7 separate regions of the Mus musculus genome follow, and regions 2, 3, 4, 5, 6 and 7 are each linked to region 1. The links are chromatin loops, found by intact Hi-C in ENCODE. Cell type or tissue: heart. All regions are shown on one strand. Links, peaks and the distances in the headings refer to the core of each region. The heading gives the core; the rest is flanking DNA.

Region 1 (4,504 bases), core at 187-4,186:
CTTTAGTTATATGAAAGTAAAATTCAGATTACTCATGGGAAGTAGATAAAAAAGAAAAAATATAGAATAAGTAAATGTCAATCAAGTTTTAAAAATTATTTTTAAATGTATGTATGAGAGAGACATGGTTAGGGGAGTGCTGTGTGTGGTGTCTGCAGAAAGCTGACGATGGTGCCAGCTCTTCTGGAGTTGGAGTTACAGGCTGTTGTGACTCTGGACATGAGTGCTGGCCAACAAACTCAGGTCCTCTGGAAGAATAGAAAGTGCTCTTAACCACTGAATTATCTCTCCAGCCCAGGTTATTTTTCCAAATGGAGTGACCATATTATAAAATGCCAAAATGTTTTCTAAATATTAATGGAAACAGATCCTAAATTGTAGCTGTCTTATCTGTAGGTTAGTGATCGATAACTGCAACACATCAGTGTGGAATATAGAGAGTACACATCTATTCTTTCTCTATAATTGGGCATCAGTGACTTCCACTGGATTGCTCCTCTTGGAAATCTCCAAGGCAACCAAGCACCTAAGTTCACACAGAGAATAGGTTCCTTTTCTGGCTTCCTTACCATACACTACACACATAAGTCAGAACTGTTGGGCCCCATTTTGGCCCTGGTTTGGGCCTTGAGGACAAACTCGAATCTGGCTCGAGTTTCTGCGGCCTTGTGGGAGAGCCTAAGCCTGGCTCAAGTTTTGAGACCTGTCTCAGTCACTTCCATATTGGGGTGACTCAGCAAGACCTGTTTGGCCCTGCCTCTGCCCTGTCGTTGCTGATGTAGAGCTTTGCCATTGACCCTGTCAGTCACTACGCCATCTTACCCCACCAAAACCCGCCTCCCTATGTTCCAAACTTATATAAGCAAGAGGCTGACTCCATAAAGTTGAGTTCCTGCTTCAACAAGACTCCCAACTCTGTGTGTTTCTTTTGGGCCGTTGACACTCGCCATCCTGCTCAGCCCTGGAGAGACCCCAGAGGGACAGGGACCTCTCTCCTCTGTCCTGGACCTGTCAGCAAGGAGCAGGTACAGAACCTCCAACTCTCGATCAGGTCCCTCAATCTCACCTTGCACATCTCCCAGAAACATATGTTTTACTTTACCCTTCACCACTACCCCAATCTGTTATTGCGTTTCTAAAGAACATACCCTCTCAACAGCCCCCATTTGTCAAATACATTCACTGCACTGTACTACTTCATATATTCTTGAGGCGCCTACTCTGTACTCTGGAAATACTATGGTAAATACCAGACAAGGATCCATTGAAATCAAAGATAGCTGTTAAGACTATGTTGACAATTAAAATCAGGCAATGAAAGTAAGAACTATTGTAGACTAAGTTTTCAAATAAAAAAAAAAATCACCTGGAATTTCAACAAGGGATATGAAAGGCTCTGCTTGGTTTTGCCTTCCTGAGGGTGGGACCTAGCATCTCTACATGGTAGGCAAATGCTGTACCACTGAGGGATATGCCCAGTCCAAGATGAGTTCTGAAGTCAAACAACAAAAGAAATCCATTGAGGTGATGTCTTTTTTTCTATCAAAGCTTTCTAACACAAGAAATTGTTTCAGATGTTGGCTAAGAAAAATAGTAAGTAAAAAGCACATAAAAGTTTAAAAATTTTTTTCGGACATGAAAACAATTTTTAAAACGTTTTTCTGTATGGTTCCTCTCCCTAAAATGTCAATTCTTTAAAATATAACATCCCCAAAGTCTTTCTTTCTAGCATATCAATGCTGCCTTATTATTGAACTAGGTATATATAGCAGGCATGCAAATAAGTATCAGTTGAAATAATGCACAAATTTGTGTGCGAGGTGTGCGAGCAAGACAGAAAAAATAAAAGCGTTGGAGGGTCCAGGAAGCCTTTGTGGTAATGTTAGGGTCATTTGTTTCAACTCACGGGCTTAAGCTGAGTATAAAATCCTTGGTGAGGCTTCCTTGCTTGGCGCTCCCTCAAAGAGCTGTCAAAGTACACACAAGCTCTACCGCCACAAAGCTCTCCAACTCCCCGCTAGGAGGAGTCACACAGGACCCACCAACCTTCCCACTTCTTTGGTTCCGCCCCTCCCTAACAAAGTTCCGGCAGCCTTTGAATTGGGTTGCTGGGAACAGTAGTCTTCCGGTCAAGAGCTACACGGGTTGTGGCGCATTGCCAGAACTACGCTTCCCAGGGAGCCTCGCGGCAGAGGGAGGGTGGGTCACCTGACCGGGACTTCGGCGACGCTATGGCGGCGCCCATGCTGCGCTTGGGTTTCCCTGGAAGACGCTGGGCTTTAACATGGCTAGATGGCGGTTCCCGCCACCGAAGTGGCTCTCAGACTGGGCCCACATCCAACTGGGCTAGGAGACAGAGTTCAGTGGCTCAGCCTTCCCTCCACACGGCTCAGAAGCCGAGGAAAGGGTATATCTTCTTCGTACTTTTGCCTGTCTCGTGGAAGTGCAGAACGAAGATAATGGCCCCGGCAGCCCAGCCTGAGGGTTTTAGTGTGCTGGAGGGTGGTCACCTGTGTTATGGGCAACTGAACCTAAATGAAAACACAAAACCAGGCCTGCCACCTTCAGCCTCACACTTAAAACTTCTGTCTTAAAGTAGGCATATTTGGACAACGTGCGAATGTAAAATAGCGTTTCCTCCAGTCGTCTTCTCAGACAGAAGACTGGAATACTTTGCCCTACTAACTCGTGTGGGGTCTGCGACACTAGACTCTGGCTCGTATGTAGCGGGCATTTGGCGTCACTACAGGCTAGCAATAATTTAAAGACAGAAAATAGCCGTTGTACAAAGCCCCAGATAGGAGAGGTCTTATTAGTCAGAAAGCACTAGCTATCTGTGGTTTTATTGTGGGCATATTTGTCTAGACCCCAGGAGGATGTTAGTCGACTGACGAAATCTTTCCCCGATTATATAAAGAATTGCTTATGTTGTACAGCAGTTAGTTGCTTCCGTGTACATGATTTAAAGCTTCTTTTAAAATACAGCAACAAGGCAATTTTTAAAAAAGTTTTGTTTTGTTGAGGTTGGCATTCTTTTTAGCATTTCAGTGAAGAAGAGAAGAAAAATGTCCAAAATCATCACCTTTCTATTCTCTTCATAAACTAGACTATTTTCTTTCCACGAAATGAAACTGCAGAAATACTTCGATTAGCAATTAGAACATGCAGAATTTCTGAATTTCTTAGTTTATTTCCTCTCTCTTGAAAGCTTTATTATCAAATTTTAGAAAGAAGGAATTAATCTTTTCTCATTCCTTCATCTGTTGAACTGCTTAAAACAAAACTGAATGCACATGAATTAAAATCTGACTAATATAGAAAATGTCTAGGGAGAAGTGAAGACTAGGAACATACATAGGAATAGAGAATTTAATTCCCCAAAGAGAGTGGAGTACTGGCTCACCAGAGTAGGGCTGTTCAGATAAGAGACAGTATATCACTGTAAGCATTTACAAAGATTTGCTAGCAGTGAAGTATGAACAAATGAAAAAAATTTAAGTTTAGATCTCAAGAACTGGATGGGACTTGGTGGATGAAAACAAAGTTTCCTCTAATGGTTTTCTGTTCTTTTTCACGGGTTTTAAGGAATACCATATTGTGGTAGTCTATGGTATCTGATCCTGCTTCTGTAGCTACAAGCTCTTAACAATGAACTCAAAATATGGGCGATAATTTATTCTTTAGCCATCATTTCTCTAGAACTAGAATCCTGGCATTTGTATTAAACCCAAATAATGATAAGATAAGCTTTTATTATTTACTGAGTCATTTACTTAGTGTTTATTAACTAATAAGGTACATTTAGTTTATTCACCAATAAAATGACACATTTTAAAATATAAGCATATAAAATTTTAATTTAAAACACAAGATTATAATTGGAAATATAGGTTTATAAGAATTTATATTTAGCGACAAATGTAACGTTTTAACCATTTTCCTTCCCTTTAGTGAACACAAATGGGCAGCTGTAGTAGGACTGGAAATTCATGCACAGATTTCCTCCAACTCTAAACTCTTCTCTGGAGCTCAAGTGTGCTTTGCAGCACCTCCAAATTCTCTGGTTTCTTATTTTGATGCATCTCTGCCTGGAACATTACCGGTAAGGTGTTTTATACTGTCTGTTTACATTAGAAAATGTTTATGTCATAGTGAATATAGATAAGGAACTACTTGCTTAGGGAATTTTGCATGATTAGGGAATTAAGCATGATGCATTAATTGTTTATAAAGACATGTCTCTATAATTCTGTTTCTAAATCTGAGTGTATTCATAGCATCGATTCACTCCTTTCACAAATGCTTTCAAATGCCTATCAAATACCAGATGCTGATAAGAACTGTCTAATGCAGACAAGCAAAGATCTTGCTTTAGGAGGAGTTTAAAGGTGGACAGAGCTGATGTCTTACAAACAATTAGAGTACAATATGATAATTCTTGCAAAAGCAGTGTGCAAAGAGTAATTTTGGAACCCAAAGGAGGGACATGTAATTGAGCAAGAGG
Region 2 (4,504 bases), core at 306-4,305, 560 kb after region 1:
GGGTCAAAAGAACCAAAACCATCCCTGAGATGCCTTGCTAATACAACTAACCCCTCCACAGACATGCCACAACTTACCTCTTCCTCGGTGTATGTATACTTCATGTTAACAGGGTTCTTATAAAGCACATTTTCTGAATCTGCAATCATTCCTTTGACAATTACTGGTACCCAAAGGAAAACTCATTTTCTTTGCATTACCCCAGTAATACATAAAAGCTGTCTCTTGTTATAGTGGTACATTATGAAGCTTGGATAGTATCTTAGATTACAGAGCAAATGGTAAGATGAAGAACAGTACCAAGCCCCCATAGCTCATTTCTCCTCAATATAATCAGATGTTAACATAACTTAAGAGGACTGAAGGCTGGTGCAGTGCCCCCCGTCCCATGCAACACATCTCTGCAGTTAGTGGAGTAAATACAAGGCCACTTTCCTGTCATCCAGGCTCACATGTTCTGAGTTTCAAAAGTGGCTCTTGTGTGACTGAATCAATTACAGTTTACAAACTAAAGCCAAATACTTTGAAGACAATCTAATGGGCCAGTGGGTTAACATTTCACTGGAGATGGAAAGCGCTCTCCAGCAGGGTCCGTGGCTTTCTTCTGTTTTCAAGAAGAGTTCCATATGCTGGACCACTTCTTTGTAGTCTTCCCCGTTATCCAAAACCTGGGCGGCCAGCGGTTTCCTGAACGTGTTGCTTCTATAAGGGAATATTTACTTTGTTTTCTACTAAAGTTCCTATCCTTGGCATATGATTGCACTTGATTTTGGCATTTAGGGTCTGGGGTTTCTATTGTATGTTTTCGGTTAAGAGTATTTAAGGAACATCGTTGTAGGTTCTCACCCATGTTAGTTTTACGAGAATGGGATGACTTGAGTGTTATTCAGACTAAATTCTCATTGGCAGCAAGCCATACAAGAGCAAGAAGGGGGCAGGGGTGTGGAGAGGGGTATGAAGTGTGTCTTTGCCTGTGAGATTTCAACATTTAATAGTGAAGATTCTGAGCAACCTATCTTTATTGAAGAAAAAAAAATCCCTCTTAAACATTGGCTCTCTGTAAGCAGGATAAGTGCGATAGTTGTGTATCTACTTGACACCATAATAAACTGAACTCAGCTTTTCGATTCCTCATCTCAGACTACACTGCATTGTTCAGAATATATGTAGATGGTACCTGTCTTAACCCTGTATCTCCAGTCCTTTGCACGGGTGGGTGGAGTGGTTATTTGCTAGGTGGGTTTGGTAGACAGACGGATGGCTTTCACGGGCCATTGAGTTTACTCAATACCGTTGCTATTTGTTGATGCAGATATATATTGAAACAAATTTCCTTTTCTTTCTTTTTTTTTTTTTTCCATCTCACTCTTCCATGCTGTTTTCTTGCTATGTATTTCTCTCCCAACTACTAGAAAGGAAAGTGTAGCTGTGTGGTTCTCATGGTACTTTCTTATTATATATATTGATTGAGGTCATGGCAGAACTCAACAGTGTTCAAAGAAAAATAATTGTGAAGAAAATTTTATGAGATAAATGGAAATGGGTTATTGTGTTTGTTTCCAAAACTTTTAGGTAAAAGCTTGATATTGTTCATCTTTGTCAGTCAGCTTTTCATCGCTGTGACAAAATTCTTAATTATAAACAACTTAAAGGAGAAAATTTGGGCCTGTTTTCAATCCATGGTCACCTGCCTCCATCACCTTGGGCCTGGTGCAATCACATTGGGGAGTTTTTCACCATATAGAATCTGTGAAAGAGAAAAGAGGCAGAAAAGGAAGAAAAAGTAGAGAACAGGAAGAGAGAGAAAAGAGAGCCAGGCACAAGGCGTACTCCTCAGAGAAACACCTCAAATAGCCTTCCTCTGGCCCCTAATATCCCACTCAGCCACCAGGTCATCCACCGTGGCTTCCACCCATCCAGGATTAGTTCATCTGACCATGACCTGATCCCATCTCAGTAATGCCTGTAGATAGAGGGCAAAACCCTGCATACATGAGTTTTCTGGGGCCACCTTCATACCCAAACCATACACCATACAAACCTCCTGAAATACTCAGGTTTGGGGTTTGCTTTTTGTTTTTAGGTTAAAACTGGAGAAGCCATTTTTAATATATTATCCTTTGAGCCTTCAAAGATAAGGTTTCCTCAGGTGCCTGCAATACATTGCTGTAGGAAGAATGTAATTCTTTCACTGCTCTTGGAATCAGCCTGTGTCATTTAGAAGAGAGAATATTAAGTGTATTTACCAAAATATATCATCAGAACTGGCATTTTAAAAAGATAATTATAGGACTGTAAGTCAGTATCCCTAAAAACCACCATTGTTTGTATTCAGTTTCTTAAATTTAGGTACACGACCCTGAGAATACAGCAATGAATATATGGATCAAGTTAGACTATTTTAGCTTTGGTATGAACATTGTTTCCTTTTAATTAATGTCAGATGCACATAGGCCATAAAATTCATGATTCGATGCCAATTTGAATGTCACTGAATGAATTCAGAAGCTGATTTCTCTTTTCCAGAACTAATGGGAAATCATTGCTACCTTACTTTTTACTTCACTGTGTGGAACAGAATCCATAGCCTCACTCGGAACTCTGCCGCCATCTAGGGGCCTCTCCTTTCATTACAAGCTTTTCTTTTTCTAAAGTGTGGGGCTACAAAGCTCAACAAGGAGCCAAGACTTGTAAGGTCACTGCAGAGCCCTAAAAACAGCCTAGCTCTGCAGACGACCAGTCATTTATTATGCTGAAATGATGTTTCTCGTTAGCTGCTAAAATTGCTCGTGTGGCTGGAGAGACAGACTTTAAGAGCGCATCCTGTTCTTCCAGGGGACCCAGGGTTCAGTTTCTGACACCCATGGCAGACAGCTCACAATTGCCAGCAGCTCTGGCTACAGAGGACTGAAGTCCTCTCCCAGACTGCATGGGCACCTGCATACAGGTGCACACTAACACAAAGATATGAGTAAAATAAAATAAATCTTTAAATGTTTTGGTATTTTCTTAGCCTATAGAAGTTGAAGGCTCACACAACTCATTAGAAAGAATCCCACAGGTATTCCTGTAATCCCAGCACTAAGGAGTCTGATTCCATCTTCTTGCAAAACAAGAAGGGAAGGAGGAAGGGTGGGCAGTGATTGCAAAGAACAAATTAAAGCTCTGAATGTTTTAAAAAAATATTTTGTGTTTTGCCTGCATATATGTGTGTGTGTGTGTGTGTGTGTGTGTGTGTGTGTGTGTGTGTGTGTAAGAAAGTGCCGGCTCATCTGAACTGGAGTTACACATGGTTATGACCCACCAGATAGATGCTAGGAATTGACCTCAAGTCCTCTACAAGAACATATGCTCTTAACCGCTGAGCCATTTCCCCGGCCTCTGAAATGTTCTTTCAGATGGAGAAGTACTAGCCAGGTTGGTGGTGTGTACATAATCCCAGCATTTGGAAGGCAGAGACAGACAGATCAGGATCACAGCCATTCTCCGGCTTAGTGAAGCTTTCACAGCTAGGCTGGGCTACATGAGACAGTAGGACAATGGTTCCCAACCTTCCTGATGCTGTGACCCTTTGATACAGTCCCTTATGATATAGTGACCTCCGACCATTATTGCTACCTCATAACTGTAATTTTGCTACTGATATGAATTGTAATGTGAATAACCGATATGCAATCCCCAGAGGAGGGTTCCAGAAATTCAGACTGTGAGCTCATCCACTAATGGGGAGTTCTCTTTTGGTGATTGCCTATAACTTCAGGTCTGTAATGTTTTAAGGCTATATAACAACAAGCCATCTCCAACCCAGATGATTTTAAACAATTGCATATTGTTTGCCTTTATCTTTGCAAGTTAGGTAGGGATTCACTGACACTGTTTTCAGAACTAATGGTTCAAAATCAGAAATCAGAAGTATTAGTTGTCTACTTCTCAAAAATTAGCCAACAATCGTTTGCTGTTGTAACAGGGTCTCCCTGTGTATCCCAGGCTGAACTCACTAGCCATCACCCTGCTGGGGCTCCTCAAGTGCTGGACGAGTTGTGTGCCACATCTGGCTGACCAACAATCTAAATTATCCGCTATTTCTTCTTTACACATTTTTTAGGAAAACAAACAAGCAAAATAAACAAAAAGCCCAGGTGTGGTGACCATGCCTCTAATCCCAGCACTCCAGAGGCAGAAGCAGGTGGATCTCTGAGAGTTAGAGGCCAGCCTGGTCCACAAAAGGAGTTCCAGGATAGCCTGGACTGTTACACAGAAATCCTGTCTCAAAAAAGCCATTGAGAGGGGTTGGGGTTGGGGGTGGGGGGAGAGAAGAGAACAAGCTAGGGCTGATGAGACACACCTGTTCTCAGCTGCTTGTGGAGGTGGGACGTCAAGGTCACCTCAGCCCAAGTGGGTTAAACTTGAATCTAAAGCCAATTTGGACAACATAATGATACCTCATATCAAAATAACTATGAGTCAAGACACAGTGGCATATCCTATAATCCTAGCACTTGGT
Region 3 (4,504 bases), core at 144-4,143, 290 kb before region 1:
CCGATGACCAGATCTACTCACCCTCGATTGTCGTGGTATCGGCTGCTCATCATTTAGCCTATAGAACATTGAACGTTTAGAATATATCCGATGTGCACTCTTCCCATGCGCAACTCTATATAGTTCCTCTGTGAGATGTGCGCTCTTCCCATGCGCAACTCTATATAGTTCCTCTGTGAGAGCCTTCTCTTCTAGCTTTGGATACTGAGGCACAGAGAGGCTAAGTAACTTATGTAAACCTCACAGCACAGTAAGAGCAGAAAAAGGCTTCGTACCAGGTAGGACCCTACGCTTGACCTTGTCAGCCCACTGCCTCTCTGTGGGTACCTATGTGACCCAGGCTTCTCACCTTGTTTCCTTCCCAGTGTAGAGGCGGGCCCACTGAGGACTCGCTGCGAATGGATGCAAAGGCTGGCTCCATTGATGTCCCCTCAGAGCACAAGGCTGGAAGAGGCAGGGCAGGTTGACTCTGTAGCCTTCAGTTCTGTGCTAGGAGCACCTGACTCCTTCCCTCAGAGGCACCTCTGATCCTAAGGGAGGTCATTGGAGGCCCTTTAGGGCCCTTGGTTGGGGGATCTCAGAAGTCTAAGTATTGGGGCACAGTTTGAGAATCAGTGAGACAACGCATCCAATTAGTCTGAAGAACTTTCTTATTTTTAATTAAAAACTCCCCGTGGAAGGTCATGGAGGATCACAAGCCGACATTGGTGAGTGGAGCAGAAAATCCCTGTCCCTCAGGGACCGCCTAAGGGCACTGCGGCTCCTCTTGACCTTTGCAGAAGATTACTCTTCAGTGACCATGCAGGAAGATGATCACAGCAACAAAGTGACATTAGAACCACAAAATGGATAAATGAAACCCTGGCTGAGACCAAAACCTGCTAAGCCTTGATAGATAGATAGATAGATAGATAGATAGATAGATAGATAGATAGATGATAGATGAAAGATAGATAGATAGATAGATAGATAGATAGATGATAGATAGATAGATAGATAGATAGATAGATAGATAGATAGATAGATAGATAGATAGATAGATAGATAGAGATAGGTATATAGATAGGTATAGATGGATAGATAGATAGATAGATAGATAGATAGATAGATAGATAGACAGATAGATGGATAGTGTTTCTCTAGCTGTAAGGAGAAGCCACTATTCTCAAACCCTCAGGCTCTCCCTCAATCTCCATCAGTGTACAGGTCCCTTCCCTGCAGTGGCCATATCATCTGTAATGACAGTAGAGATGGTGTCACATCAGGGATGGCAGGTTGAGGTCATGCTTTAAGTCTGACCACTTACTACCCTTTGCAAATGAGGAGCAAGGTTCCTCAGAGGTGAGGTCACACCGCCGATAGTCCTGTGCACTTCTTTGTGGGATATTTATAAAAATCAAGTAGGGTCATCAACGGGGAATGCAGGCTAAGGAGCAGCCGCAGCCAAGCTCAATGAAGTCAACCATGTTCCAGATACTAGTGTACCTTCTACAGACATGACCTCACGTGGTCATGACAGGATGCTGATGGGATTAGATAAACATAGCTTCTGCACTTAGAGGGAGGATGCCCAAGCCTGCAGAGGTGACATGGTGGGATTGAGACCACAAAAGAAATAGCAGAGCCAGTCTATGCACTTGTGGCCCTAACTCCTGTCTTCACTGCCTTCTAACAAGGAAGGGAAGTGCAGGGAAATGGTAAAAGTCAACCAGCATCCACCTCACAAAATAGTATGTTACCACTAAAATGATTGCAAAGTCAGTGTCAGAATACAGTAAAGGTGTTTAATGAAAATGCCATGCTTGGATCTTAAAATGCGCAGTAGAAGGTGGAAATGGACTACTTAATCGCTAACAGGTGCCAGATAGCACGTAAGAATTTTACTTTTCGCTTTTTCCCATTTAAATCTTTTACAGTGTGGTAGAGAGGCCTTTCCTAATGAAGAAATGAGTGTAATCATTTTCCTCTGAAGTCCCAGCGCTATACTTTTAAACTGATAAGGAAAAGGCTGGAGTGACACGGGATTATGTTTTCCTTTCCTTGGAAATAAAACTACTATGACATTGGTTAGCACCAGGAGGTCAGGTTGCTTCCCCAAACTCATTCCTAACCTAAGATGTTCACTGCTCATCAAATGCCACAGAAACTAAAATCCAAAGAGTTTCAACTTTGGAGCCCTGCCCCCGATTTTTGGCATGTATCTCTCAGTCTATTAATAAAAGGATGTAACCTTCCTATGTTTAGCAGGTTAACGACTAGCCAGTCACTCTTTCCAATGCCTAGCAGTGAGTTCCAGCCAACACAGGCTTGCTCATGGCACACTGAGTTGGAAGACAGGAAAGCGCTCTACTGTTCACTCGCCTTCTGTATGTGCAAGCTCAGACACAGAGAGCTAACGCCATTTGCTCAGAGACTCATGAACCTTAATATTTAGATGTAGAATGTGAACTCTAAAGTCTTCAGACACAAGTCTCTTGATGTGTTTTTTTGTACCAATATCAGCACTCAGGACAAAGTGCTTCTTCTCTTAGGTGAGTTAAACCTTCAGGGTTGGAAAGCCATTTTGTACAGTGTGGACAGGGAAGGTAGCTCAGCGATACAACACTTGTCCAGTGTGCAAGAGGTCATGTGTTCTAGTCCAGCACCTTGAAACAACCAAACAAAACCCATAGCATTAGAAAAAGCAGCTCTTACCCATGAGATTCTACGTACCAAGAATGACACTAAAGGCCTTGCTGCAACCTCTTATACTGTGGCAAAAGTGATAGCCTCAGTCTAATATCTACACTGATTAAAATGAGCAGAAGTAGTGTAGCTAGTTGGTGGCCAGGCCAAGATTTTTAACCTAGACTTCAGGGCTGGTAATAAAGTTTTCCTTCTCAGAGGATTTAAAAACATGCCCAGGGTAAGATGGGAACGCTGAATGCCAAGTGTCTACAGTCCTGAAATGTAGCCAAGATCCAGGAAGCTTAAAATGGCCACTGCCTGAAAGCAAAATGATGGTCTCCCTCTCCTCTCCCTCCCCCATTCCACTCTCCCTCCTCCATCCTGCTGTCCTCCCTCCCCTACCTACCTTTCCCCCCTCTTCCCTCCTTTCCCCTTTCCTCCTTCTCTTTCTCTCTCCTTCAGAGCCAAACCTAGGTATAAAACAGGTTTTATCAGTCTTCATCTTGCTCCTACTCAATATGGTATATGAAACCATTGTCTATTGTTATACTAAAATGCCTGAAGCTGTCTAACGTAGAAGAGATCCACGCATCCCACAGTTGCAGAAGTTCTACATGGCTCTGGCATGGACTCAGCTCTGATGACCACTGCATGGCAGATGGGATCACAATGGTGGGGGTAGGTATGAGAGAGATCACGGGTTGGGGCCAGGAAGCAGAGAGCATGAAGGAGCCATTAATGACCCCCCCTACACACACACACTAGAACCCAGTGTCCCTTATGAGAACTATGCTGGGCACCAACTTCCCAACAGTTACCCCTGAGGAGCACACTCCAGGTATGCTTTACCTGCGACAGACACGCGTTATGTGTAACTAAAGGTGTGCTCACTTCTCAGCAGTTACTCATAAGACGCATACCAGGCTTCAGGCCTGTGCAAGGCAAGACATGACTGAGTGTGACATTCTTCTCCAATGCAGTGTCAGACCTTAGGAGCCTTAAAACATGCCAGAGGCCTTCAGCTTTGAACCAGGTGGCTTCTCAGGAGGTGGTAGGCAATGCTTTTGCTGTTGCTACATCAAGGTGGGCACTACTGAAGCTGTTTTCCAGAATGACAAAAATATTGTATTTTCTACTGTCTATCAAAGTGAGCCTAAAGCCCTTCTCACTGAACGGACTGAATTCCACTGTTTTTGCTTTAGAAGGTTCTGCATCTGCAGAGATGACTCAGTGATGAATAATGCTTATACTTCTCACACTGAGGTCAGGAGCCACACCCAGATGGCTGCTCGCAACATCTGTAACTTCAGTTCCAGAGGATCCTGTGCACCTCTTTTGGACTCTACAGCTGTGAGTCACACATGTGGTGCATATATACATACTTGTAGGCAAACATTCACACACACACACACACACACACACACACACACACACACACTATCTTAGTTTGGGTTCTACTGCTGTGATCAGACACCATGACCAAGGCAACTCTCATAAGGACAACATTTAATTGGGGCTGCCTTACAAGTTCAGAGTTTTAGTCCATTATCATCAAGACGGGAGCATGGCAGTGTGTAGGCAGACATGGTGCTGGAGGAGCTGAGAGTTCTACATCTTCATCTAAAGGCTGATAGGAGAAGATTGACTTCCAGGCAGCTAGGATGAGGGTCTTAAAGCCCACACTCACAGTGACACACCTACTCCAAAAGGCCACACCTTCTAATAGTGCCACTCCTTGGATGGAGCATATACAAACTATCACACACACACACACACACACACACACACACACACTTATATAAAAATAAGAGGTCCTGGCTGAACTTAAGGTACATCA
Region 4 (4,504 bases), core at 276-4,275, 360 kb before region 1:
AGCTAGGGCTGGTCAACACTGAGAGCATAAAAGCCAACCTAGCACACATAGAAACTCAGAGTCCTCCAGGCATTTTTCTGGCAGTCTTGGTCACAGGTGGCTTATCTCAAAGGCAGGGCAAGAAACGTGCCCCATTTGTCTCTTCCCTTAGGCAATCTCATGGCAGAGTCCACAGTTATAAAGGCAGCAACTGTGGGGGTTTTATCAAGTCTCTCGAGGTGCGTGGGTGCCGGAGTTATGTGTGCATGCAGACAGGTGATGTGTGCCCTGCTCTGATAGGTTCATGCATGCAGGTGATGCGCACAGGCGATGGCAGGCTCCTTTCCTGTCTTCTCTTTCATCCCACGCTGTTCCCTGCTGTGTATCACCTCCTGCTCTGTGGGGTTTTGCCTCTCCACGTTTGAGCCTCTCCTCTGGACTGCTGTGTTCCTTCGCATCTCCCCGTTTTCCCCCTCTCACTCTTACTCCATGTCTCAGTCTATTCCAATGACTCTAAGAAAATATTTAAAACTGAGCATCTGTGATTTATTCCAGACAGCTCTGGATCCTGAGGAGTCACGGGTCAAGGTACCACAGGGTCCATGTTTGGTGAAGGCCCTCTTCCTTGCAAAGGGTACCATTTTTCTGTATTCTTATAGGGTGCTAGGGAAGCTAGATTTCCCGGCTCCTCTTTTAAGGGCATCAATGCTATCCATGAGGGCTCTACTTCTGCATTTTAAGAATCCTCCAAAGGGTCCCATTCCCACTAGGGACTGACATTTGACATAGGTAGTAAGTGGATAGACTCATGCTTCCAGACTGCAGTACTCAGTCTTAATGTAACAGTCTGCTGTTTCCTTTGGTCAGATTGGACACTTTCCTTCTTTTCAAAACTTTCAGAGCTCTGCCAGGATTTTTGGATCAGGCTCTGAACCTGCTGCCTGGTCTTCAGTGCCCTTCCCCCACCATCTCCAGATCAACCTTGATTTCTCCCTCACAGGAGTGTGTGTGCTAACCTAAGCAAATCCATCAAAGCTCAGCTTAAGTGTCCCCTCCCTTTCTTTTAATCTCCATGCTTCTTTATTGCCTTCCTTGATAAGAGAGAGGTTCCCTGCATTTGGATGGCTGTGACCATTTATATTCACTGCAATGCAATCATTAGAATTCTCTACTCCATGTGTATTTTTTACCCTTTCACTTATATAATAGAGCAATGATTCTCAACCCAGGCAGGACATATTTGGCAGTGTTTGCAGATATTCTTGGATGCCACTACTGTTGTAGGTAGAGGTCAAGGATGCTGCTATCAATATTCCACAATGCACAGGACAGCCTCTCAATGCAAAGAAATAATCAATTCTAAACACCAATGACCCACAGTCAAGACACCCTGGATTAGGTCTGAAGCCTCAAGATGTGAAAGCACGCTTCTTGTTCTTCCCATTCCACATAGTACACAGCTTTGAAATAGCATCTACTTTGAACATTCTAAATGACTGGCTACATACACTAAACATCCATAGATCTTGGTTCAAGCCTGTATATGGAAGCCTATTGCCTCAGTGCTACCTCATTGGCTTTGCTACTTGTATTTCCCATTAGCCATCACACACCGTGTCTCTCAGGGTGGATGGCCCATGGAATCCTTTATCCTTGGTATTCTCGGAGGCTCTGCTTCACTCCAGAAAGCAAAGTCCCAGATCATAGTGTCTGGGATGCTCAGAAAGCCCTTCACTAAGCTATGCTTACATTACATCTTTTGTCTTTATAGAGGGCCAACAAAAGTAGTACTCTGTCACTATGTCTCTGACCCTTTTGTGGAACTCTGGTTAGCAAGAGTCCATGCACTTGTGACACTACAAGGTGACCTTAACGCCACCCCTCATTTCACAAATGAGATGAATTGCTCTCCGTGTCACTCCTTGCTCTTTAGCCCAGGATCCACAGGATGAATCCCTACCTAGGTTTAATTCCAGGGAAACATTTTGTCTCTAGAGATGAATATGTATTCTCTATGCTGTCAGAAACCACAAATCTATGCAATCCAATATGTTTCTCTTTTTCGGTTTAGCTGCCAGGAAAGTTAGAGACAAAATGAAATGCCCAAGTGCGAGGATCTGCTTCATTCAGGTGTCTGAAGCTCTGCTTCTTTCCCTTTCATTAGCAAGAGCGCTGTCCTTAGACACCTTCTCCTGTACCGTGCTTCATCTCCAAGCCACCGCAAGTCCTTTGGAAGTAGGTAGGACACAAATCTTAACTAAAGAACAAATACTCCCCCACCCCCAAATCCTGCTGCTGTTTGTTTTGCCCAGGCATCTGTGGGCAGGCAGGACCAAAGCTCTGGTGGAGGTGAGCTGGCCTGGGACTATGGCTCTGTCATTTGTCATCTGTGTGACCTTGGCTCTGTTTCTTAAACTCAGGAAATCTTTATAGCCGTATCACAGGGTCGTTGAAGGGATAAAATGAGAGATGACATAGCAGTCAGGGCAGGCACCTTTTTATCAGCTACATAAGAGAGACGCTTTCCATCCCAACACCAGCTTGGCCTCTGAAGTCCGCAGCATGATTTTGGTTCTGACCAGTGCCTTCAGCAGCCAGTTTTGAGAAACAGAGCAGCATTTTTACTTTAAGGGGGATTCTTGCAGCTCCTGGCTGCCTTCCCCTCTAGAGGCAAGGCAACCTAACCAAAGCTGTCATTCGCTCTTCCTGTGATTTTAATTGCCTAGGTAAGTTATATAAACAACAGCAAAACATTCCACCTTGTGGGGTAGCACTGCCGGCCTTGGATTGGCTGCTACAACTGCTATTTTCAGAGCTTGGCACTGGGATAGCTTCTGCCACTTTCGTCTATGGTTGGCCTTGAGGTTTTCCATTGTAAATCTAAAGAATATGGGCAAAAAGCCAACTTGCTTTTTCTTTTTGCCCATGGATTTAGAAATGAACGGAGGACTTGGAATGTTCTGTATCTTTTTCGTAAAATGATTTGCTTTTATTCAGAAGATTTGAGGCTTGAGAGAAAGTCAACGTAAGAGGCCAGTCTTATTTGCAAAGAATCTCAAAAATGTTAGAGTACTTCGAGTCTCTCATTGTCCTGAGAGGAAGATGGAAGACCCGAGGCTCATAGGGGTACCATCAATTAGAATGACTGGTGTCCCAAAGGCTGGCTCAGTGCTCACTGGGTTAAGCTCTTTGCCTGTTCAATAGGATGCTAAAACAAGGACCCCAAACCCAGAGATATGTATATGTACATTCTTGTGAATGTACATATGTGCATGTGTGTACATGTGTGCTCAGGTTTGTATATATAGGATATGTACAAGCATTATGATTGTGAATGTGTGTGTGTGTGCCACTGACACACTTGCAGAGGCAGAGGACAATCTCCGGTTTGCTGGTTCTCACCTTCCTTCTTAGACAGGATCTGTCTCAGAGTTTTACTGCTGTGAACAGACACCATGACCAAGAACAACATTTAATTGAGGCTGGCTTACAGGTTCAGAGGTTCAGTCCATTATCATCAAGGCAGGAGCATAGCAGCATCCAGGCAAGCATGGTGCAGGAGGAGCTGAGAGTTCTACATCTTCATCTGAATGCTACTAGCAGGATACTGACTTCAGGACAGTTAGGATGAGGGTTTTAAAGCCAATGTCCACAGTGACACACCTACTCCAACAAGGTCACATCTCCTAATAGTGCCTCTCCCTGGGCTGAGCATATACACACCATGACAGGATCCCTTTCTTGTTTTGCTCCATTTGCCAGGTCAGCTAGCTTGGGAGCTTCTCGTTTCTCTCATGTTCACCTCCTATATCCCCACAAGGGGATGTGAATACAGATGCTCTGGCCATTGCACCCAGCACTTATATGGAAATAGAGATTTGAACTCAGGTCCTCAAACTTGTGAAGGAAGCATGTTTTCCTACTGAACTATGTCCCCTGGCCAAATGGTGGCATTATTTATCTAGTAGAGAAGATTAGGGTTAACGCTGGTAAACATATTAGAGCTATACTGTCCATTTGAGTCACTCCTGGCTTCAGGAGGTTCTGTAAATTGAAAATGTAGTTGATGCAAATATGATGTTAAAATGCAGCCCACCGGCTGTACTGGCCACCTTTCAAAAGCTCAGCAGTCACTTGCAGCTAGTGAGGCTGTGTGTGTGGTTCATCTCAGAGGTAGACTGTGTTCTTTACAAAGTCTATCTTACATTGTTGCTTTAGAGCATTGTTTTCCTACCTGAATGGAGCCTGAGGCAAAGTAAAGGCATGACTACAGGCCAGTCAGTCCTTACAACTCAAGGGAGTTGTGAATGTTCATATGTGCATGTGTGTACATGTATGCACATGTTTGTATATATAGGATGTGCACAAGCATTATGTTCTCTTCCTTGTAGGGGACTGACATTCGGCTGGGGTTCCAGTAGGTGCCCTGCCACAGCCCTGCTGTTCTGGTGTGTGCCCAGCTCACGTTCCAATCCTCTCATACAGTAGTCCAGGATCTGCTTCCGTGGTGGAGGGACAAGGAGTC
Region 5 (4,504 bases), core at 206-4,205, 350 kb after region 1:
AGTGGACAGGGAAAAGCCCACGAGGCCTCAACCCTACACAGAGCTGCAGGCATCTAAGGGAGGCTGAGAGTGGGAGATAGGGTCTGCCCCAGGAAGGAAGAGCACACCAATTAGTTGTCCAACACCAAATGCCCAGCCCTGAAAACACATGCATATAAGTCACATTATACAGACTGAGAGGGTTGTATTTAGGAATATAGATGAATATGCACGTGACAACAATTAATGAAAAAAGAGCAAGGAGGGGCATTTGGGGAGGTGGAGGGAAGAAAAGAGAAGGGGGAAATGATGTAATTATATTATAATCTCAAAAATAACAAAGAGACTTTCTAAGGCTACACAGAAAAACCTTGTTGCTAAAAACAAACAAACAACAACAACAAAAGTAATGTGTCTGTTTGTCTTTCTGCTTACTATCCACCAGGTGGTGAAGAGCCTCTCCTAGCATAGTCTCCTGTGAGCATGTTCTGTCCAATGGCATGAGGCCAAGTGACCACGGACTGACCCTGAACTGGGACAACCTGCTATGACTCCCAATAGCATAAATTATGACGTACACAGCATTTCCCAGCACATACGCCTGCCCAAAAAAAAAAAAAAAAAAAAAAAATGTGACCTGAATCTCTTCCTGCCTATGGCTTAATTTCCTGTTTCCAGGAAATACATCTGGTGTATTCAAGGGCACCTCGAGAAATAGTCAGGCAAATTTAGAGAGCAGGGCACTGCAAGATGGCTCACTTGATAGCTTCATAAAGTCAATGCTAAGAAAATAAGTGCAAAGACTAAACTAAAGGAAAATATAAGTGACAATTCAATAGCCAATATTTGCATATATACTTCTATTTGTAAGTATTTTAAATAAACTGTGTGTGCTTACTACAGGGAAATTTTAAATCCATAAGAAAGTCAATAATCACATATAATTACGACTAATTAGTGATTTGTTGAAATGCTCTTTCCAAGGCCTTTTGAGTCGGCTTCTCCATCCCTGGCTAACATTAAGGGCGAGCCAGCCTATCAGTCAGCAAACGTGGGCCAATACAGCAAGCATCTCCAGCCTCAGCTAGCTAGGATCTGTCCTCTTCTTCACGTGCAAGACTGGATATCCATCTGTTCCGTTATTTTCCTCAATAATTTTCTCCTAACTATAAAAGTGCTTTTGTTTCTTATTTTATAAAATTATAAAACATAAGAGGAAAATTAGACTTCAACAATAAGTCTACCAATTAGAGATTTTATTATGTGTATGTGCCTCTTAAACACTTTAAGAACACTAGAATCTCAAATCGTTTGGGTATCTGGACTTTGCTTTTGTTATTGTCGTTGTTTGACTGCGGGGGTGGGTATTTGTGGGCACACATATGCCTATTTTTCGGGCATTCATGAAATGGAGGTTTACATGGGAGTGACTTACCTTAACTACCTGACACCTTAGCTTCTGAGCCAGGGTCTTGCTGAACCTAGAGCGAGCTGACCAGCAGACCCCAGGGATCCTCCCGTCTGCCTCTGCAGCTCTAGGGTTACAGCGCCCTGCTTTCCAAATTCAGGTCCTCGTGCTTAGCGGCAAGCACTTTACTAGCTAAGCCACCTCCTCAATTCCCAGGCACACACACACACTTCTTTTTTTCTTTTTTAGATAAAGTCCCATTGTGAGACACAAGCTAGTCTCTAACTTGTAATCCCCCTGCCCTACTTAGCCCCCTGAGTACAGGGGGTTACAAATTTGTCACCATAACGGGCTATTTATTTATTTACAAAATTTATTCTCGTTTATCATTTTCCCTGCCTTTAAAATAATGTCTGGAACACAGTTACATAGCTGCACTGTTTTCTTTTGTATGAACATTTAGCAAGTCATTTTACCAGCCCTTCATCATTAGATATTTCTATTACTTCGAAATTTTTCCCAAGGCAAGACCACTGCGCACTGGAGTAAGGGAACGTGCAATAAGCCTGTAGTAACTGTCGTTTAATAAACCACAGAGCTTAGAACTGAGGGGCGACATGGATGGCAGGGATAAAGAATGTCTTCCCCCTGGTTCCAGGAGGTCGGTTTTTACTGCCCTAGCGAGGATTCCCTGGAACCCGCCTCTCCAGGGTTCCTACTGTCTGCTGAGCTGCACTGCATCCCTGTGGCCATGGGTGGTACTGCAGCACGGAGGCCTCAGCAAAGCTGCTTAGATTCCTTTCCTGACCGATTTTTTAAATCCAATTTAAAACTGTGACCATTTTCCTTCAACTCTCAAATTGGAAATTTACAAGCCCAAACTGATAGTCTGTGTGATATTTCCCTTGTAATAAACACTACTTTAGTGCCTTGAGCATTTAACTAAAACAAACAAAAACCTACCCAGCTGTAGCGCCCGCCCTCTCCCCCACACCGTCCTTTAGTCATATTGAAGGAAGCCCTCAAACAAGTGGAGATTATTCTTCTCTGTGGGACTTTCCACATGCTAGCAAGAACTCCTAAGGCTCGGCATTCTTTGGATTCCAGTGGGTTTGGTTGTCTTCCACATGCTACATGGACTGTAAACAGTCCTGCCCCACAATCCGATCTCCTCCCCTACAGGGCTGGAAAGGTTCCTCACGTTACCCATCCTTTCTCATATCTTGGAGACAGTAAGTCCCAAAGTGACACAGTAGAAATCTAGTGTGCAGAAACCCGGAACAAGGTGGTGTATGATACAATACATTCTCTTCATGCAGTTCCGTTATACTTAGCTCTGTCAGTGTTCCTGAGGCAACTACTAAATGGCCACAGACACTGACATCAAGAAGAAAGAGCAAGGGAGGAGAAGGAAGGTCCGAGAGATAGGCTCTCAACTGTGCACAAAGTACTGCTCCTTTCAAACTCTTCCAGTAGGGTCAAAGTTTGGAGTGTGGATGGTTTTGTTTGCTTGCTTCCTTTTTCAGTACTGCATATGGACCCATGGCCTCAGGAAAGCTAAGAAAGCGGTCTACAACTGATGCTGTACCGCCAGCCCATTGATGAGCTTAAGATGGTGAGCTCAGACACCCACATTCCCAAAAGAGTTTTTGGCTACCCACGTGACTCTAATATACCACCGGCATTGCAAACCTTTGCCTCAGAATATCTACAGTACTGAAGAGAACTCCTGAGGCTCAAGTCATAAAGACATAGTTCTAAGAGTAAGAATTTCTGAGGCAGGGGGAGCACGCCTTGAAGGCAGGACTGGTTGTAGAGATCTGCTAGGCTTGATGTCTACCAACCATTCTTTCTTCTAAAAGCAACTGATGTTCCCATGGAAACTGCTGGCTCCCTACCCAAGTCTGTCACTTGAGGTATGTGAGCTTCCTACCCTGGCTCAGGACAACCCTGGCCACTCCTGTCCTGCACCGTGCATCCAAGATATGACTTTACTTTCATGGAGCTAAACTTGCCCTTGGACTCAGTCATAGCTGAACCTTAAGGCTAACCATCTACCCTCAGCCCTTTCCACTCCTGAGCCAGCCTATCCTCCCTTTTATTGTTTTTTCTAAGTGATTTTTATTCGAGCTTTGTCATTTACAACATAAAAATTTCTGACAAATGTATATGCTTTCTAGCTATGTCCACACACAGGAAGGCATTGATATATCCTGATGTTTGTTTTTGTTCCATGATAAAAATTTCCTTCATCGTTCTAGGCAGAGCTCAAGCTAATGAATCACAAATCCCATATATTTGGAATGCTTCAGCCTTGTTCAATGTATCTATTTTTAGCATGGATCTTATAAACTGTCCACATACATAAAATGGAGATACAATATTTCACAGAGTTTTTGAAGGCAACAGGAAAAACTAACATGAAATCATTTCATGCTAGTTAAGTGTTGGCTTTTCCAAAGGGTATTCCTCATCATTGTCGTCATCATTGTCATGTCATCGTCACCATCCATCATCACCATCATCATCATCTCTCATTTTCTGTCACCAAGTTCCTGGAAAGTTACCTATCGTTAGTTTCAATGGTTACACAAAGACAATGTAATCAAGCAAGAAAGTGGTGAAAACATTATACTCTGGCTTCTTCCAGGATATAATCTTCCCAAGAGTGCTCCAAAGATGAGTCTGAATAATGTCTCCCAAGTTTCTTTGAGAACAAAGAGGCTGTGCGTGACCTTACAGCATGGCTATCTCTGCCGGCAGGTCGCTGCATCTTTGATGTTCATTTCCATAGATGCTTTATTTCAAAGCTTATTAATATCTTATACTTTTCATTTAATTTTAAAACAAAAATCCCACAGGCTGCTTGGGACAGGGGCTGCTTGGGACAGGGTGGCTTTCGACAGTGAGCAGCTTTATCGTGGCTTCCTTCTCTCCAGCCTCTCCGTGAACCACCCTGACAACCCACTGCTGGAAATCCCTTCCTCGCCCGTCCCAGTGGCGATGCAGTCCTACTTCTTGGCTTCTTGGCCTTTCAGCTACTGGGAACCCCCTTCTTCCAGCTCCTGACTCTGGAGTCCCCTCCCTCCAAAACTCTAGTTTCAGCCCCTGGAGCTC
Region 6 (4,504 bases), core at 323-4,322, 300 kb before region 1:
GCTGGTTTCGGCCCAGAAAGAAAGTGGTTCCTTTTCTTTGGTCCACCCTGACCCCAACTGCCTAGCCAATGTCTACCTTCTGAGCTCAGCATTGCTTCTCTGTGCTCCATGCCAGAAGCTGGAGAGAGGATTTCATACTCTACAGACTCATTGATTTTACAGAACTTTTTTTCTATTCTCCTCGTCTTGCAGATTTCAAAATAAATAAGTTCAGAAACATTGATTCTTTGCCAGGGTCACAGCTAACAGAGTGGGGAAACTCCTAAGCCGTCCTTTTGAGAGATGAACAGACGGGAGAGCTGCTCACAGGCAAAGCTACACTTACACCTGCAGAGAAGTGCTCCCACTCCCCTGGAAGAGGAACAGAGGTAAGCTGGCTTTAAGGGGAAGCCTCGGGACCGTGCTGTGTGAAGAACCCCTGTCTCGGGCCTGGTAGGCATGTGGAGGACAGGATCCTTCCAGTCAGACCCTTGCCTCTGTCCCACTGCAGGAGAAAGCAGATCCAGGAATCCACGAAATCCAAGTTCACCCTTAACCTTGCTGTGGAATTGCAGTATGCTCTGTTTCGTGTTCCCTAAATCGTTTGCAACAGGCAGCTGTGCTAGGTCAGAATCTCACAGGGGATTCTGAGATTCCAGACAGGGTAGGGACTGGGAAGAGTACAATTCACATATGTGGAGCATCTGAGGAATTTGGGGGCTAAAAAGAGAAGCTTCTAGATGGAAGTGGCTAAGATTCCTGGACCTTCAAAGGGCTCAGGAACCATCTCCGGTCCATCCTGGTACCTGGGACGGACCTTTTATGGGTATTCAGCTCAACCATCCCATCAGCTGTAAACACATTTTATCCCAACATCCCTGAGAGCCGGGTGCCAATAGCCAACTACTACAGGTGAGAGATAAGAATTTATTTAGTCTTCTCGGCTTTGCCAACCCAGGATTCAAATAAATACCAGCCCTTTGACCCAAATGCGCATGTTTTTGACCACAGTATATGGCCCCTCGTGAATGAATTGATTCTAGAGCTAATGAATACACCAAGGCAGGCTTTTCTGCAACTTACACCCCAACCATTTATGCCTGGGCAATCAGAGTAGCTGAGTTCACCCATAAGGGAGGATACAAAATAGGACTTGAATTGGAACCAGTTACATGAATTAATTTTTGTCTTGGGGTTCTGACAGCAGAATAAACCAAAAAGCCCATAATTCCATGATGAAGTCATATCATTAAAACCCTTGGCAGCTCAGCTATTATTTTACGTAAAATATATGCATGGCTTCTGAGAATTTCTCTCCTCCAGCAAACAGGGCAGGAAAAATATATTAGTAATGGCCACAGTCTCTGCTACCCTGCTGGTATTTATGGGACTTTATTGCTAGGACCGGTGCTGGCTTGGAAGTGGGAAAGGTAAATGGTCTCTATGGTGGGAAACAGTGCACTGGACGCACTTCCAGCAAAACCAGCAACTTCCAATCGCAGCACGGGGCACGCCAACATTCCTGGCACGTCTCTCCCCAAAAGAGAGCCTGGCGCAGTCCACGGAATCTTCTGAGCCCACATCAAAGGCTGTGTGAAGCTCAGTATTTGGGACTTCTCCTTTGCAGCCGGCTCCCTAACGTGGGGTGGGGTCATCTGGGGCAAATAACAAAACATTTTCTCCAAAACGCCATACTTGGAATTCCCTCTTAGGCCTGGGCTCCTTCCACACATACCCAGTGCACACTTTTCCCAGCCCTGCAGTCCTCTGGGTCCTCGCCTGGAGGGTCCCCACCCTTCCACCTGCTGCACACCGCACTGCCCAGCCCAGGCATGAAAGAACTAAAGGGACTGAGCCCGCGACACACCCTGGCTATCTATAGAACATCCCTCTAGTGGTTCTGCTGACAAGTCACTGGAGATCCCTCCTTGGGCTTTATTATGTCACAGGAACCCTGGCTGGAATGCTGAGGATTAAATTCCAAGCCCTTCCCTGTCGGCCGGGCCCCTAGCCAGACACTGAGTTACCATCCGGGCTCTCGGCCGCCCCCTACTGAACATTTTTTGCTTCTTTGTCTAGCACCTGCTGGGTTCAGAGAACCCCCGCTCCCTAAAGGTGTTTTGCTCACTCATCCCAGGGACACCTTTGTATAGTGAGTACACAGATTCAGCCTTCAGATCGGCTTTAATGTCTGTCTCTACTTGTGAATTTGGACAAGCTGCCAATCCCATTTGGCCTAATTGCCTTTACCCAAAGTATACACGAACTCAACTATCAGAGAGAGAAAGGCCGGCCCTAGCTCAAGTCAAGGAAATCGCAAAAATGTCTGTCTTATATGGACTGCCCTACTGTACTCCTCGCCTGTGATGTAGATTTATAGTAAGTGCCACACAGGCCTGCGGAGTTGAATATGTGGGTGAAGATGCAAAAGACATCAGTGGTTTCTAATGCTCAGAGGTCACCTACTTCTGAGCTTGCCAAAGAATAGCCACTGAATCCTATTTCGACATACCAAAGCTGGGGTGAGCAAAATGCTTTGAAAACACCAGTAATATTGACAACATCCGTTTTTAAAACTTCATTTAGTGGTGCTAGGGACTGACCCTAAGGTCCTGTGTATACCAGTGAAGCACTCTGCCACCGAGCTACCTCCCAGGTGTGCTACCTGCCATTTCTCTCTCTCTCTCTCTCTCTCTCTCTCTCTCTCTCTCTCTCTCCTCTCCCCCCCTCTCTCATGTGTGTGTGTGTGTGTGTGTGTGTGTGTGTGTGTGTGTGTGTGTTTGTGTGTGTGTATGTCTCAGTGTGGAGACTAAGTTCATTTTCTTTTGTTGCATTCCAGCCCTTGTTGATTTTTTTTTTAATTTCTAATTTCAGAAGCAGCCCTGGGAAGCAAGTACCTATGTCCTTTAGCAGTGAACATCTTGAGTTTTGGTGACTTGCTTAAGTCCCAGGGTCAAAGAGCTGTGAGTGACTGAATAAGCTATAGGCCTCTTTATGTCTGAATCACTCCTTGACATTTACTTTGATTTTATATGTATGTATGTATGTATGTATGTAAGTATGTATGTATGTATGTGTGTGTATATGTTTTGCCTGCATGTATGTGTATGCACCACACTCATGCATTGCCTTATGAAGTCAATCCTCTGAAACTGGAGTTACACATAGCTCTAAGCTGCCATGTGAGTGCTGGGAATTGAACCCAGGTCCTCTGGAAGAGCAGCAAGTCCTCTCAATAGATGAGCCATATCTCCACACCTGGATCCACTCTTTATGCCCTTTAACCCCTCTAGACCTCCTGTGAATATAAAAAAACAAGTAATAATATCTGCCTCATTTCTTTCACAAGATCAGTCACCTGGAGGAAAGCACTGTGGTCATTGTTACAGACCCCTTCTGGACCCTTCCAAAGGATGGTGAGGAGGGGGAGGGGTTGAGGAGTCATGATCACCAGGAGCCTGCACCTCCCTGAGCTCAGCCCACTTCCCAGAAAAAGAGAAGAAATTATGGGGTTCCAGACATGTTGGGTATAAGCCAAGAGCCCAAGGAGGCTCTGGTTTTCCTAAAAAGGCCACCTAGGTTGGGACAAGCTGGAGGCTCAGAGTGTATCAGATTCCCCTGAGCCTTTCAAAGAGTATGAATGTTTACAGTCACATAGTATTACCACATCCCTGTCTCCATGTCTCTGTCTGTCTCTCTGTCTCTGTCTCTCTGTCTTACACACACACACACACACACACACACACACACACTCCATTCCTCTCTCATAACACTGCTCACTAGTTTCCCACCTTCGCCTAGTAAGTGAAACATGTAAACAAATAATACATTATGTCTGTGTCAACGGGGCGTAGAAGCAGTGACTTTAAAGTGTGGCCCAGGGGGAGAGGAAGTTTACAGAAGACTATGACAGACACCTCAATGTCATTGCCAACAGCATTATTTCATGACCCCAGGAAGCTGGTAGCGTTGTTATTTCTGGAAGAGAAATAACATGTCTTTTTCTTTTTTCTTAAACACCTTATTTTTCTCTTCCTTTAAACAATGTAGATGTTTCCCCATGAATGCAGCATTGTAAAAACAGATTCTCTCTGTCTGTGCCAAAGGCTTCCATGGGGTGACTAAATTCCTGATGGCAGGAGTTTTAGGACCTTCAGATTTGATGAGGTGGACCATCCATCACACCTCTTTTTCTCTGAAGGCCTCTAGCAGATGTAGACCTGGCCTCAGGTAGAAGAAATCCTTCTAAAGAAGGGGCCACAGATCTCACATAGGCCCCAGTCTGAGAAGTCACCCTACACAGGCACAAGAGCCTTAGTCTCTAACGTGTGTGGGAAGGTTCAAATCCTGAGGGCACCACTCATGAATAGTTCATTGGAAGCAAATAATTAAAAGATTTAAAGTTTGCATTTTATAACCATCTTTTCATCTTTCTTGTGGACTCAACTCAATTTTTTGAGTGTCTGGAGAGATGGCTCTGCAGTTAAGAACATTTAGTGCTCTTGTAGAGGGATGACCTGAGTTA
Region 7 (4,504 bases), core at 130-4,129, 570 kb after region 1:
AGCAATAAATGTTACGGTAATCAGTAGGCTTCATTTGGGACCGAAACATCTTGTCATCACTCATTCCCATATACAATGTCAATATCAGGATACATCTGAACAGCTTTCCCTTGAATCAGCCTTCTTTGCTGGTCACCATGCTAAGCCCATTTCCCTACATGTCATTTCATCTTCACAACCCCAGGGGCTGATGTTGAAGAAATTAAGCTATCAAAGCTTGTTACTACTTTCAAGGACAGAAGGGGACCGAATCTGACTCTAGCCACACTCCACTGTCAGACAACTGAGTCAGCTAGATAGAGCACCTTTTCTCTATCAACTCTAACGATGTTAACCCTAGAACAGTCCCCAAACTGGCAAAGCTGCCCAACTCACCTAATGTGGCCGTAACAAGCAATACCAAGTTAAAGGATGCAGCTCAATGTTAGGACTGATGTCCCAGCATGTGGAAAGCCCTGGATTCTACCTCCAGCACTCAAGAATTAACAGTGATACTCAAATGAAATGAAACCAACTTCTCCATTCCATGTTTTGATACTACCTACCAACCAACACACCCATGACACATCTGCACACCCACACCACAGCACTCACACTCGCAGCTTTTGGTCTCACCTGCCACTTCTTGACCATGGAGCACATTTTGTCCCGGGTAAGATCCATACCATGGAAGTTAGTCAGACAGTTTTTGCCCTGAACGTCCTCAGTGATTAGCTTGAATTTTCTAAACGCAACTTCATCATTCTGTAGATCAGCAAGGCTCACTTCAAACACACGACCCTTGAGGCCATCAGAGGCAATTTCTAAAAAAGAACCACAAACCCTGTTAACTTGTTAACCAAACCCACCTTCACACCAGTGGCTTACTGCCAACACCTAAACGTTCTCTTGGACAGCTGTACAAACACTTCATTGCTGCCACATCTGTACTAAGACCAAGCACTCCCAATGCCAGGCCCTCCAACCACTGGGCTGACATTTCAATCCAGCGCCCCATCAGAGTTGACCAAGGCGCCGGTTAATATGCACATGCCACAGCTTAGGAACAAAGCAAAAGGGGCCCACAGTACTCACTGGTTCCTTGAGTCCTCGTGACTAGTGTCTTCCCGATGTTCCTAATATTGAACATGGCTGGAGCTTTCACATCGTACCAGTCTTTCTTAGAAAATGGATCGACCCTGGATGGGAGAAAAATAACCTCAAGTTTCTCTGTAAATTGTAACAACACTCCCGACCACTTTTAAACGCTTCTTATCCTTCAGACTTCTGTTAACAGTTTCCCAGGCACGATCTTGCAATCGGCCTGCACTTAACACGACGGACGTCCTCCCCGTGGGGTGAACGTCTGCGAGGCCGGCTGGTCTGCCAGTGCACAAAGCAGTAAGTTCGAAGCCATGCCTTCCCCACTCCTCCATCACACAGGCAGTACTATATACACACTGCCCTGGAACCTCAGGGACCTGTGACAGTGACTGGTCCGCAACAGCACAAACTGCTGCTAAACAAGTGTCCCGGGTCTCCAGGTCGGTCCCACGAGAGCCCAGCACACAAGTTGACATGGGGTCCCGACATGGACAGCCAGAGTGACTGACGTAGAGCGGTGTTAAAAAGTGCCACGGACTTCCAGCAACCCAGGAGCCCACAGTTCGCGCGCGACACGCGAGCGACTGCTAGAGACGCAGGGCGGAGATCACACGCGGCGCGCGACACCCGGCCGGGTGGCGGAGAGGCGGCCGCCCGGGACGCACCCGCCAGCCGCGCAGCGCAGCACCGCCGCGCAATCCACCCCGCATCCTCACCATCCGCCCCACGCCGCACCCCAGAACCCGCCCACCAACTCCTGCGGAGCCCAACGGCCGGGGACCCGCGCGATCCGCCACTCACACTTTCTTCTTAGCTCCCTTCTTGCCACCTTTCGTCAGGCGCTTGTTCTTGCCGACCGCCATGGTGCCGACCGGAGAGCCAAAAGGGCGGAAGTACAACTCGCGCGAGAACTTAACGCGAGCCGGGCGGGGAGCGCCGTCTACGTGACCCTTGCTCTTTCGCCCTTCCGGCTTTAAGAATCTCGCGACACTAGCTGGCGGCTCGTTTCCCGCCGTGCTGCGACAGCGCCCTCGTGTGTCGGGAGGTCGCGCAGCGGGCCGCGGGCTGGCTAGGCTGTGCATGGGAGCCTGCAGATTGTCAGAGATGCTCAACCCACTTCAGGTTTCTTGTGGTTTCCGTTGCCCCGAGGGTGGGAACTCTCTGTTTCTAATTTTGAGAGTACGTTTCTTCCCTAGACCATGGGCTTTGAATCAGAGATAGCAAATCCATGTTCAAATGGTGATTCCAACAGTACTTAGCCTTCTGACCTCTTTAGCCATCAGTTCCCTCGGGTGTAAAACGGGAATATTCATGTGATCTATTTCAAAACATTAGTGTAATTCAATAAGCATGACTTCGGGCACGCTGTTCACGTGCTGACTACTCTTGGGCTTGGCTGTGTTGTGAACTTTCATGAAAAAAGAGGCTTAGCCGTGTGTGCAATCCCAGAGCTCTGGAGGCAGGAGGACAGCAAGTTGGAGGAGAGCCTGGAGTATATGGTGAGTACTAGCCTGAACTACCTAGCAAGACAGACTGGGAAGGGGAGAGGAGAGAATATATATATACACACACACACATATATACATATGTAACTCTTACACATTTGTAATCACATTTTTTTTTTGTATGACTATGTGTGTGGTCCTGTGCCTCACAGGTCTCTGTGTGGAGGTCAGAGACCTATTCTCAAGAGTTGGTTCTCTTCTTCCACTATGTGGGTATAAGGCTCAGGGAGAGGCTGCCATCCTGCGCACACTGGCCCGCAGCGCTGCCATACAATGTGCCCTGCCTCCTCACTGCCTGAGAGGTCTCTGCAGGTGCCTTTACCAGCTGAGCCATCTCGACAGCCCTGGGTTTTTGGTTGGTTGGTTTTGTTTTTTCTGGGATAGGAGGAGTGTTTGGGTTTTTAGTGGAGTGGGGACTAGAGTGGTGTCCTGGAAAAGCCTCAGCATGCCTGAGACAACGGATTCCATCTCTAGCACCCCAAAAAGGCACAGTCGTGATCAATTGTTGTACCTAACTGCCCACCAATTTTCTTAATGCAAACCACCCCTTCCCCACTTTTAAAAGTGATGTCTTTATTTTTATTTTATATGGTTTGCCTGCATGTTTGTCTGTGTGAAAGTCCCAGATCCCCTGGAACTGGAGTTACAGACAGTTGTGAGCTATCATGTGGGTCCTGGGAATTGAACCTGGGTCCTCTAGAAGAGCAGTCACTACTACTCTTAACCACTAAGCCATTTCTCTACCTCTATCTCCACCCCTCCACATCCCCAAACCCCCACCATAAAAAATGGCTTCCCCATTCTTATGTTAGTATTTTTCAAAACAAGATTCCTCCTGTGTTGTTCGGGCTGACCTCAAATTCACCTTCCTCAAGCCTCCGCCTCCTGGGTGCCGGCATTGCTGACATGCTCTGCCACATCTAGTTCAGAAGATCACAGCCTGGTGACATGTCACCAGCTACCTCAAGGGCAGAACTCTAACATCCTCTCTAGCCAAGGCCAAAAACAAAAAAAATGGTGACCAAATCAGAACCAACTCCCTCTTCACCAGGCTCCCAAGAAGTTTTTAAATGCTTTTTTTCCCCTTCAGATATAAAGATTGATTAGGGTTCAGAAACAAATTGAAAACTTTCTTTAACAAAATTGACTCTGATTTGAGAGGAGGGCTACCGTCATGTTACCCTATATTTGGGAAATGACAGAAATGCCTATTATAAAGATAACATGTACCCAGCTGTCTGAGGCTAAAACAAGAACAGCAAAACCTGTTTAGTTGAAAGGAACTTGTGGAGCCAGGGGTGATGGCACACCCCTGTAATCCTAGCATTCAGAAGGCCAAGACAAGAGTCTCTGAGGGTAGCCTGGGCTACACAGTGAGGCCTTTCTCTGAAGACCTAGGACTGGAAATGTTGCTCTGTGACAGTGTATATTGGTGTGACCAAGGTAACTTGGTTCATCGTCCTTGACCATAAAGAAATGTGTAAATGTGTGTGTGTGTGTGTGTGTGTGTGTGTGTGTGTGTGTGTGTGTTATAATATAAACACCCCAAGTAGTAGCTAGGAGTATTTGGTTACAACTGTTGCTATTATTGTTATTTTGAGATGGAGTTTCTGTATGTGGCTTCGCCTTCTCCCAGATCTTACAGGATCCTCCCACCTCAGGTTCCCAAGAAGCTAGAAGTCTCGTCATATTCTGGCTTCTAGCTGAATGTGAGGCTCTCCTCCATCCTCTCTGTCGTTTGCCTCTCTCTCTTTAGGATGTGTATGAGTCCAGTGTAATCAAGTTTCCCTTTCTGTCAACAGGTGCCTTTCTCTGCAGCTCATCCACCCTGTCCTATAAATGGATCTCTCACACCATTCCTGCTCCTCCATCGAGTCACCCCATTGAAGGGTACCAAACTTCGTAATGGGTCCTGT

The links. Peaks named below come from ENCODE experiments on the same cell type or tissue, not always from the same donor. Only the 100,000 strongest peaks of a DNase experiment are listed, where the experiment ranks them.
Region 2: it touches region 1 in a loop (4-fold over the local background); 16 of 42 quality-filtered maps call a loop at or near these places.
Region 3: it touches region 1 in a loop (2.7-fold over the local background); 4 of 42 quality-filtered maps call a loop at or near these places.
Region 4: it touches region 1 in a loop (4-fold over the local background); 3 of 42 quality-filtered maps call a loop at or near these places.
Region 5: a loop joins it to region 1, with 6 times the contacts of the local background. A loop is called at or near these places in 15 of 42 quality-filtered maps.
Region 6: it touches region 1 in a loop (3-fold over the local background); 4 of 42 quality-filtered maps call a loop at or near these places.
Region 7: a loop joins it to region 1, with 8 times the contacts of the local background. A loop is called at or near these places in 13 of 42 quality-filtered maps.

Annotation. Positions count from the first base shown.
Region 1 is chr3:85,571,913-85,576,416 of GRCm38, forward strand. Gatb (glutamyl-tRNA(Gln) amidotransferase, subunit B) reads left to right here and starts at 2,217. Exons shown (of 13, transcript NM_144896.4): 1 at 2,217-2,407; 2 at 3,952-4,102. The coding sequence starts at 2,232. Gm46809 (a long non-coding RNA gene) reads left to right here and starts at 4,109. Exons shown (of 2, transcript XR_001783869.2): 1 at 4,109-4,504. It also overlaps Gm3740. In heart, for the core only: a CTCF peak has its summit at 2,024; a DNase peak (open chromatin) is centred at 2,149; H3K4me3 peaks cover 1,513 bases; H3K27ac peaks cover 1,318 bases.
Region 2 is chr3:86,127,344-86,131,847 of GRCm38, forward strand. It overlaps Sh3d19 (SH3 domain protein D19), which reads left to right. Exons shown (of 22, transcript NM_001082414.3): 22 at 1-3,183. Among named protein-coding and RNA genes, the nearest start is that of Snord73a, 9.3 kb to the right of the region's middle. In heart, for the core only: a CTCF peak has its summit at 2,611 (motif pointing left); no DNase peak of the experiment used is centred there.
Region 3 is chr3:85,280,738-85,285,241 of GRCm38, forward strand. No RefSeq gene overlaps it. Among named protein-coding and RNA genes, the nearest start is that of 1700036G14Rik, 35 kb to the right of the region's middle. In heart, for the core only: no CTCF peak of the experiment used is centred there; no DNase peak of the experiment used is centred there.
Region 4 is chr3:85,210,378-85,214,881 of GRCm38, forward strand. No RefSeq gene overlaps it. Among named protein-coding and RNA genes, the nearest start is that of Gm31096, 91 kb to the left of the region's middle. In heart, for the core only: no CTCF peak of the experiment used is centred there; a DNase peak (open chromatin) is centred at 2,754; H3K27ac peaks cover 372 bases.
Region 5 is chr3:85,922,051-85,926,554 of GRCm38, forward strand. No RefSeq gene overlaps it. Among named protein-coding and RNA genes, the nearest start is that of Gm26204, 16 kb to the left of the region's middle. In heart, for the core only: a CTCF peak has its summit at 434 (motif pointing right); DNase peaks (open chromatin) are centred at 491 and 2,101.
Region 6 is chr3:85,273,374-85,277,877 of GRCm38, forward strand. No RefSeq gene overlaps it. Among named protein-coding and RNA genes, the nearest start is that of 1700036G14Rik, 42 kb to the right of the region's middle. In heart, for the core only: a CTCF peak has its summit at 2,031 (motif pointing left); a DNase peak (open chromatin) is centred at 1,918; H3K27ac peaks cover 780 bases.
Region 7 is chr3:86,140,624-86,145,127 of GRCm38, forward strand. It overlaps Rps3a1 (ribosomal protein S3A1), which reads right to left and starts at 2,045. Exons shown (of 6, transcript NM_016959.4): 1 at 1,885-2,045; 2 at 1,075-1,178; 3 at 616-803. The coding sequence starts at 1,946. It overlaps Snord73b (U73B small nuclear RNA), which reads right to left and starts at 64; the gene lies at 1-64. In heart, for the core only: no CTCF peak of the experiment used is centred there; a DNase peak (open chromatin) is centred at 2,028; H3K4me3 peaks cover 2,401 bases; H3K27ac peaks cover 1,843 bases.